Regions from separate parts of the Homo sapiens genome. Here region 1 is linked to region 2. Evidence: chromatin contacts called from ENCODE Hi-C data. All regions are on one chromosome and are shown on one strand. Each heading gives the region's core, a stretch centred on a gene start or an enhancer-like site at or near the end of the contact. The rest is flanking DNA. Distances are from core to core; before and after follow the strand shown. Region 1 has its middle 38 kb from the start of TMEM273. Region 2 has its middle 35 kb from the start of DRGX.

Region 1 (4,080 bases), core at 1,285-3,784, 140 kb after region 2:
TTCCTGAGAGGAAGGTGGGAAGGCCCCATTGAGGTCCTAGATCCCCATGGCTGAGGAGTGGGGCCCAGCACTCAGCCGGACAGCAGATGCCCAGGCTGGCTGTGCAGGTGGCAGTCCTGTCCCCTTCAACCTTGTCATCTTCCCTGGCAGCTATCGGCTGCACGGCCTATTTCTTTACCCTAGACCCTAGCAGCTGGGATTCCAGAATATTCTCCTGAAGTACAGAGTCCTTAACCTAGGCTTGTTTGCCAAGAACTTTCTCAGGTTGTCAAAGCTTTCACCCCAGGGCTCTCTCTTTGCCTTGTTGAATGTGCCCGTGTAGCCTGACCACGTCCATGCAGCTTAGAGACCCAGCAGTGCCCCCAAGAGGGTTTGGATTCTGAGGCCTGCCCTGGGCCCCAGATCTCCACCCCAAACCAGCACCTGTGCTCTGTACCCTGCACACTTGGCCCAGGATGGCTGCTCTGAGGATTTATGCCACAGACCCACAATGTTGGCTACTTTCCTGCTGTCTTGTGGGACATACAGGGCAGATTTCCAATCCACCACGACAGTTCTCACAGAGGAAACCAAGAGCCTTTCTTGCCAAACTCTATATTCCTCTAAGTGGCGAAGTTAAACCAACAGCATCGAAATGACCAGGGAGCTGTAGGAAAATATGCCTGTATGCTCAGAGACCTCGGGAGCTGTAACCCCGCTGGGGGACACTCAGACACCAGGACAGTCCATCAGATCTGAGCCCTGAGGCAGCCCCATCTGAGTGTGCGCTCCTCACATGCACTGGTTCCAACACCATCCTGTTCTGGCTCCTCCCATTTTTTCTGAGGAGGTCTGGGCCATCCTGAGCCCTGTTCCACTAGCAGGTTCAGGAACTCCAGGACCAATGTGTTTTTCAACAAAAGTGTGACAGGAACCCCTGCTCCCCCATTGACCCCTCTAGCCTCTAGCAAATTCCCTTCTCTCCTGTTTCACAGGCAGCTTCTTGTGAGGGTTGTGGACTTCCCCGTCATCCCCACTCTCCTTCCACCTGCTCTCTAGCTCACTGAAGTCTTCCATCTCCCCATCCCACTGAACCTGTTCTCACCAAGGAAAAAAATCCCCAGGTGGAACTGCTTCAATGGTCAGGGGACACATTTCAACCTTGTGCTACTTGACTTCTCTGCTGCATTCAACACTCACTGGGCAGCCCTCGCTTCTTGCTTTCCAAGGCACCTTCTCCCAATTCTCCTCCAACCTCCTGGACCATCCCATCTCAGTCACCTCTGTTGGCCTCTTGCCAGCCTTATTTCTGAATGTTGGTCTTCAGGCCATCTCCTTGCCCCATCTTTGCTTTTTGCGCTTTTAGGCAACCCATCCAACATCTTCCCTTTGATGCTCTGATACCCCTGGAATTGTTGCTGCGAAACTAGAGCTTTCTCCTAAGTTCTGCCTGGGGATCCCACATCACAGAGGGCGAAGGCTCAGGACAAAGAGAATGGCCACACCTCCTTCTTTTCCTGTGTTTCCATTCAAAATAAATGGCCTCACCATCTTCCACTCACTCAAGCCAGTGCCCACTCCCCCTCCTTCATGCCCTGCATTCAACCCCTTCCTCACCTTTCTTGTTATCGCACCAAAGGTCAGGCCTTACCCTCTCGACTGCACCTGCAGTACCTCATCACCTGCAAAGTAGCCTCACTCTATTGCACAGGGACTCTCTCTTTCTCTCTACATATATTTTCTATATATTTTTGAAAATAAATATTTCAATGCTAGGCATTTCACCCTAAATACTCTGCAAGGTCTCTTCTAAGAATAAGAGTGGGGCAGTCTCTTGCAGTGGAAAAGGACTGGGATTGATAGAAAGGCCTGGACCCACAGCCGACCTGGGCCAGTTGCTGAGCCCCTGTTGACTTCCTTTGCAGAGTGGGGCTCTGTGCATTTCTCTGACCCACAGAGTGCTGCGGGGCTCTGTTGTTAATGTGCCTGATCCATTGGAGCTGGTCACACTGGAGCTGTAGGCTTCTAGTTCAAGCCCCACCAACTTTCTTTTGCAGCTTGCAGGGGGAAGGCAGAAAACCAGCCGGGGGCAATGGCCAGCACTGAAAAGGAGAAAAAGGGAGGCCTTGTTAGTTTAAGTAATGTGTCCAGAAGATAAATCTTGTGAGAAGGTCTGTGTATGGTTATGCATGTTTGGAAATGTTTTGGGTGTCATGTTGGCTTGGTAGGAATAGAATGTCATGATACAGCAGAAACCGGTGGATTTCCACAAACACATCACAATCAGCAGGAAGAGAGTGTCTTGGTCAGCAGGACAGCAGGAGATGCAGGGCTGATAAAGAGGAAGAGCTCCCAGGCTTTCCCCACTTCAGAGAGGGAGGCCTGGGTGGAGCTGGGAGCAGTGGTGCTGGAGACAGAGTGGGCTCTCTTGGGGAGGGCTCGGGCATGGACTGAAGTGACACTGAGCCTGTCAGCTAAAGATGGCCCTGAGCTGTCCCTTGGCCACTGTCTGTGAGTCATTGAGTAACGTGAGTACATGTGGCCCGGCCCGCAGTCTCGTCTGCATGGAAGGAGACCTGGTTGGAAGCTGCGGTGCTCATTTCCTGGAGGCTCCTCTGAGCTAACTCCTGCTGGCTCCAGGGCAGCCTGTGTCCGACCACCCCTTGCCCACCCTCTTAGCACCGAGCTCCTAGGTCCAGCACATTTTGCTTGTTACCCTTCGATTTACATATCTGACAGTCACAACATCTACTTGAGAACTATTTTAGGAGCCCTCTGGTGTTATCAGGAAGCAGCAGTAACATAGCGGAGCTGCCGGGAATTTTTCCCTGGTGTTTGTATAGGAGCCCACCTAGGGAGCATTTCAACAATCAGTGGGGCTCTCTTCTTGCTGATGATATCATGGTCCCATGAGACCATAACCCCCAGAATGGGAAGCTGCCAAATCAGTAGGCCACCACTTTTCGATTTGGTGCTCAAAGATTTTTGGCCAGAGGAACCTTATCAAGTAGAGATGGTCCCTAATTTAAGATGATTTGATGTAAGATTTTTTGACTTTATGATGGTGCAAAAGCCATATGTATTCAGTAGAAACAGTACCTTGAATTTTGAGTTTTGATCTTTTCCTAGGCTAGTGATATGCAGTATGATACTTTTACATGAGATATTCAACACTTTATCGTAAAATAGGTTTTTTGTGTTAGATGATTTTGCCCAACCATGGGCTAATGTAAGTGTTCTGAGCACGTTCAACTAGGCTAGGCTGGACTGTGATGTACAGTAGGTTAGGTGAATTAAATACATTTTTTTTGAGACAGAGTCTCACTGTGTTGCCAAGCCTGGAGTGCAGTGGTGTGATCATGGCCCACTGCAGCCTTGTCCTCCCAGGTTCAAGAGATTCTTGTGCCTCACCCTCCAAAGTAGCTGGGATTACAGGCATGTGCCACCATTCTCGGCTTATTTTTGTAATTTTTAGTAGAGATGAAGTTTCGTCAAGTTGGCCAGGCTGGTCGTGAACTCCTGGCCTCAAGTGATCCATCTGCCTTGGCCTCCCAAAGTGCTGGGATTACAGATATGCACTACCACACCCAGCCTAAAGGCATTTTTGACTTACAATATTTTTTAACTTAGATGGTTTTATTGAGATGCAACTCCATCATAAATTGAGGAACATCTGTATCACATTGTTAGAGTAATATTTTCTTGGCCACAGATGCCAGCACCATGCTTCCTGTACAACCTATAGAACTGTGAGCCAACTAAATTTCTTTTCTTTATAAATTACCCAGCCTCAGATATTTCTTTTGAGCAATGTAAGAATGCAAGAATGAACTAACACAGAAAACTGGTACCAAGGAGTGGGGCATTGCTATAATGATACCTGAGAAAGTGGAAGTGGCTTTGGAACTGGTTAATGAGCAGAGATTGGAAGAGTTTGGAAGGCCCAGAATAAGTCAGGAAGATGAGGGAAAGTTTGGGATTTCTTAGAAACTGGCTACATGGTTGTGACCAAAATGCTGATAATGATATGGGGAGTGAAGTTCAGGCTGAGGAGGTCTTAGATGAAAATGAGAAAGTTATTGGGAACTGGAGTAAAAGTCA
Region 2 (3,736 bases), core at 733-3,232:
AACCTTTACAGATTCAGAGCTTCATCAAAGTTGGTTAAGAGCATGTTTCACTTCTTCAGAATCCTAGCCCTAAGGGCTGTGTGACTCTGGGTGGGTCACCTAACCTCTATGTGCTTCAGTCATCTACGTAATAATGGCACCAGCCTCCCGGGGCTCTTTGGAGATTAAATGAGTGGATAGCTACATGGTGCCTGGCATGGACGAAGTGCAGTAGAAAAGCCAGCTCTTGTTCCACCAAGCCTCACACATGTCAAAGGCTTGAAGACCTTTTTCAGGTGAAAACCTCACTTTCTCAAGAAGGAAATGATGGAATGGCTCTCAGCTGTGCCTGAGCCTGCAGAGGGAGTTGGGATTGCCACTCCGTTTCCTGAGCAAATTGTGTGGGCTGTAGGAGAGTTGATTTTCAGGAGGAGGCGTGTGCCCAGGCACTTGAGCTTGGAAGGGAATCTGTGGTACCCAGAGGCAGGGGTGGGCATGAAGGCTGGGGTCAGGGAGAGTGTCTTAGAGAGAGCTCTTCTAGTGGCAAGTACTGGAAAGCACTGAAGCCAGTTTATGTCAAAAAGCACTTTTAGGAGGAGGATACCAAGCGATCTCATGGAGCTCAGGATGGCTGAGACTCTAGTCCTAGGATCCCAGTGAGACAGGCACCAAGAAGCGGGGGGTTGTCAGGAACCTCCCTCGTTTTCCCCCGCAGCTTGGCCCTCTCTGCTCTCTCACAGTCATCAGCCAGGCCGGGATCATTGTGACTTTCCAGCCTCAGCCACACCCTTTGGGGACTTGAGCCAGCAGACACCTCTGGTCTCATCAGGAGTGGTCAATCATGTCCACTCTGGCCCTGCCCTGCCCGGGGGAGGGAACATGGCTCTAAGTCTCTGGGCTGGGGATCTGGGTCGATACCCAGCATATACCCCCATTACCCCCACGGGGATGGCACCAGAGGCAGAGAAGGGCACAGATGTAGAAAACCCAGTCCCTGCTGAGGCAAGTTAAACCAAAGGATGATAGGTTTCCCTGAGACAGGGACTATAAGGGCTTATATTTTTATTATTTTTAAATGATAATGCAGCTTCATTCTGGTCTCCACTCATGAACACCGTCAGCCTACTTCAGAGAATTCCACATTTGGCTGTTTTTCTCATCAAGACTTGGCCAAATACCTTCTACAGCAGCTCCAGCAAACTTGTAGGAATGGAGGGTGTGCCTGCCGCACCCAGGAAGCTCAAAGACCCTAGGGCTGTGGAACACCCAGGTGTCCCATTGGAGCCGTTCTCAGCTGCCTGCCTGTGTCCAGATCATACTCCCAATGACAACAAAGCCCTGGCCTCCAAGTTTGGACGCCCTTGGCCCCAGCACCACCAACTGCCGTCTGAGGGGGACGACATAATTAGTGCGAGACTGGCAGGTGGTTGGGGCCTGCAGTCCTCGTGGCCAAGAGCAGTGGCCCCAACCTTTCTCCCAGCCTGAGCTGTTCTGGCAGAGCCGGCCCCCCTGGCTCTCAGTCCCATAACAGGAGTCAGGGTAATGGGTTTGGATAAACCAGAATCCATCCCCCAGCCCCCAGGAAGAGCATTTTAGAAAAGGCGGCTGCCCCTGCCCAGATATGGGCTTTTCAGCTGCCTCTTTCTGAGCCACCTCAAGACAAAGCGAGGCATTTCGGTGGAAAGCAGCATTGGTTGGTGCCCTGGAAGTGCCTAGGGCCTCTCCTGCCCTGGTACCCTGGAAGCACCTAGGGCTTGTCCTGCACCCTGCCGGATGGACCAAGGAGACTGGCCTGGGAGCCCGGCCTGTGCTTAGTGCTGCTGCCTGCCATCTGCTCACCGGCCTCTTAGCTGACAACAGGGCCCCTGCCAGGCGAAGCTGCTTCTTGTCAGAGCCTGGCTGAGTTCAGGACGGGCCATTGCTCTTTAGCACACCTCTTTAGGTCCTGGGCACCACCCCCTCCCTCTTTCTGGGTGCATTATCAGACAACGCTGGAGCTGCGGCTGCCTGGCCCTGGCCTGGCTCAGCTAGGTGGCCCAGATCACAGCAACCCCTATCTTGGGACCTCTGCTGTGGCTGGGAGAGGAGGCTTGCCAGCTGTTGGAGGGCTGCCAACCCTGCCTGGGCCACACGGCAGTTGGGGGTTGAGTGGGAGAGGGCACTCATCCATCATGAGCCAGGGTCTAGGAGCAAAGGGGGGTGGTGCAAGAGGAAATTACCCAAGCTGGGGGCCCACCAGGTCAAGGGCTGCCTGGCAGCTGCCAAGGGGGCAAGGCGTTCCTTGCAGTCTCTGGTGGCCTCATTCCTCCACTCAGCAGAGAGGAGCAGCCCTTGCTGTAGCCCTGGCCCTGGAAACCCTCCTCTGAGGTGGAGTTCCCCATACATGGTAACACTCCAGCAGGGTTACTGCTGCCTGGGGCGGAGGAAGCGTCACAGGCCTGGGAATCAGAGTCCTGACATTCCTAGCTATGTGACCGTGGGCAAGCCATTTAACCTCTCTGTTCCTCATTTCTTTATCTGTATCATGGACAGAATCATCCTAACTTCGAGTACAGAGGGTTATTGTGAGGAGTCAAGGAAACGATGCATGTGAAGGCAGTTTTTGAACGACTCTCAGGAGAACAAGGTCATTGGCAGCACATGGTGCTGTCTGAAGCTGCCTCCTGCTGCATCAGTGTGGCCTGGGAAAATGCAACCTAAGAGCAGAGAGGAGGCAGTGCCAGGAAGTGAATCGCATGGACTCTCCCCAGGGCTTTTCCTGCCTCAAAGCCCCTCCCCCTCCCAAGATCTGGATGGGGCAGCGAGAGGGGGCTAAGTGATTGTGTAATGGCCACATCTGTCAGCACTGGCCAAATGGTTTTTTCAGGAGTCAGGGAGCTAATGGCCCTGCAGCCGGGACAGACTTTCTCCTAAGTGAAGCACTTTATCTACCCGGGAACTTAAGAGCAGCATGGCCTCAGGCCACAGGGACCCAGAGAACAGCTGCTCTGCTGCAGACTTGAATTAGTGCCCTCTCCCCATTGGCTTCCCTCACACCTGCTGCCAGAGGCCAGACTGCGGGTGGCAGCCTGAGTGGTGGTGGTGGGGGGGGCGGGCGATGGCAGCCCAGAGGGGGTGTCACCACACCCAGCCTTGAGTCCAGGATCCCACGCCACCCACCTAAGCAAGTCCCCTGCCCTCTCCAAGTCTCAGTTTCCTCATCTGTAAAATGGGGACAATGAGGATTAGGTGGGATGAGACAGTGAGGGGCACTGTGGCCAGCACTCAGTGAGGTTACTGCTGCAGAGGAGGGTGTGAGCTGTCCTGGACAACGGTGAGCAGCTTCAGACTGAGGGAACTGGAGAAGAATCCTCTGGGCAGAGAGAAGCCTCTATAAATGAGAGGGAGGCAGAATTCCACTGACGCTGGGGCACTGAGCGTGTTGTGCCCCTGTTTTCACCAGGAGTGCACCTGGGATGATATGAAAGTCCTGTGTACAGAAGTCTAACAAGACCTTACACATGATAAAGTGGCTTCCGTCTCCAAGGAGCTATAGAATATCACAAATTCTCTAACTATTGGATACATGTCTTAATTTTTAATTTTTTAGGGTCAGGAAATAGTGGTACATATTTATAGGGTAAATGTGATATTTTGACACAAAAATACAATGTGTAATGATCAAATCAAGAATATCCATCACCCCAAATCAACTATTCTTTCTTTGTGTTGAGAACATTCCAAATCCATTCCTCAAGTTATTTTGAAATATACAATA

Evidence for each region. A loop is a pair of places that touch in the nucleus more often than their neighbours do. Pooled maps may share reads with other maps.
Region 1: a map of heart left ventricle shows a loop between it and region 2 (2.1-fold over the local background). The contact joins two enhancer-like sites. A Hi-C loop is called at or near these places in 3 of 168 maps with a recorded cell type or tissue (Right ventricle myocardium inferior, heart left ventricle and heart right ventricle) and 4 of 50 pooled maps.

Annotation. Positions count from the first base shown.
Region 1 is chr10:49,223,970-49,228,049 of GRCh38, reverse strand. No RefSeq gene overlaps it. Among named protein-coding and RNA genes, the nearest start is that of TMEM273, 38 kb to the right of the region's middle. Within about 2 kb of position 2,534, at least 3 of the 41 ENCODE cell types and tissues checked have a DNase peak (open chromatin) inside an H3K27ac peak, as active enhancers do; they include heart left ventricle, where a contact is called at or near this core.
Region 2 is chr10:49,359,002-49,362,737 of GRCh38, reverse strand. No RefSeq gene overlaps it. Among named protein-coding and RNA genes, the nearest start is that of DRGX, 35 kb to the left of the region's middle. Within about 2 kb of position 1,982, at least 6 of the 41 ENCODE cell types and tissues checked have a DNase peak (open chromatin) inside an H3K27ac peak, as active enhancers do; they include heart left ventricle, where a contact is called at or near this core.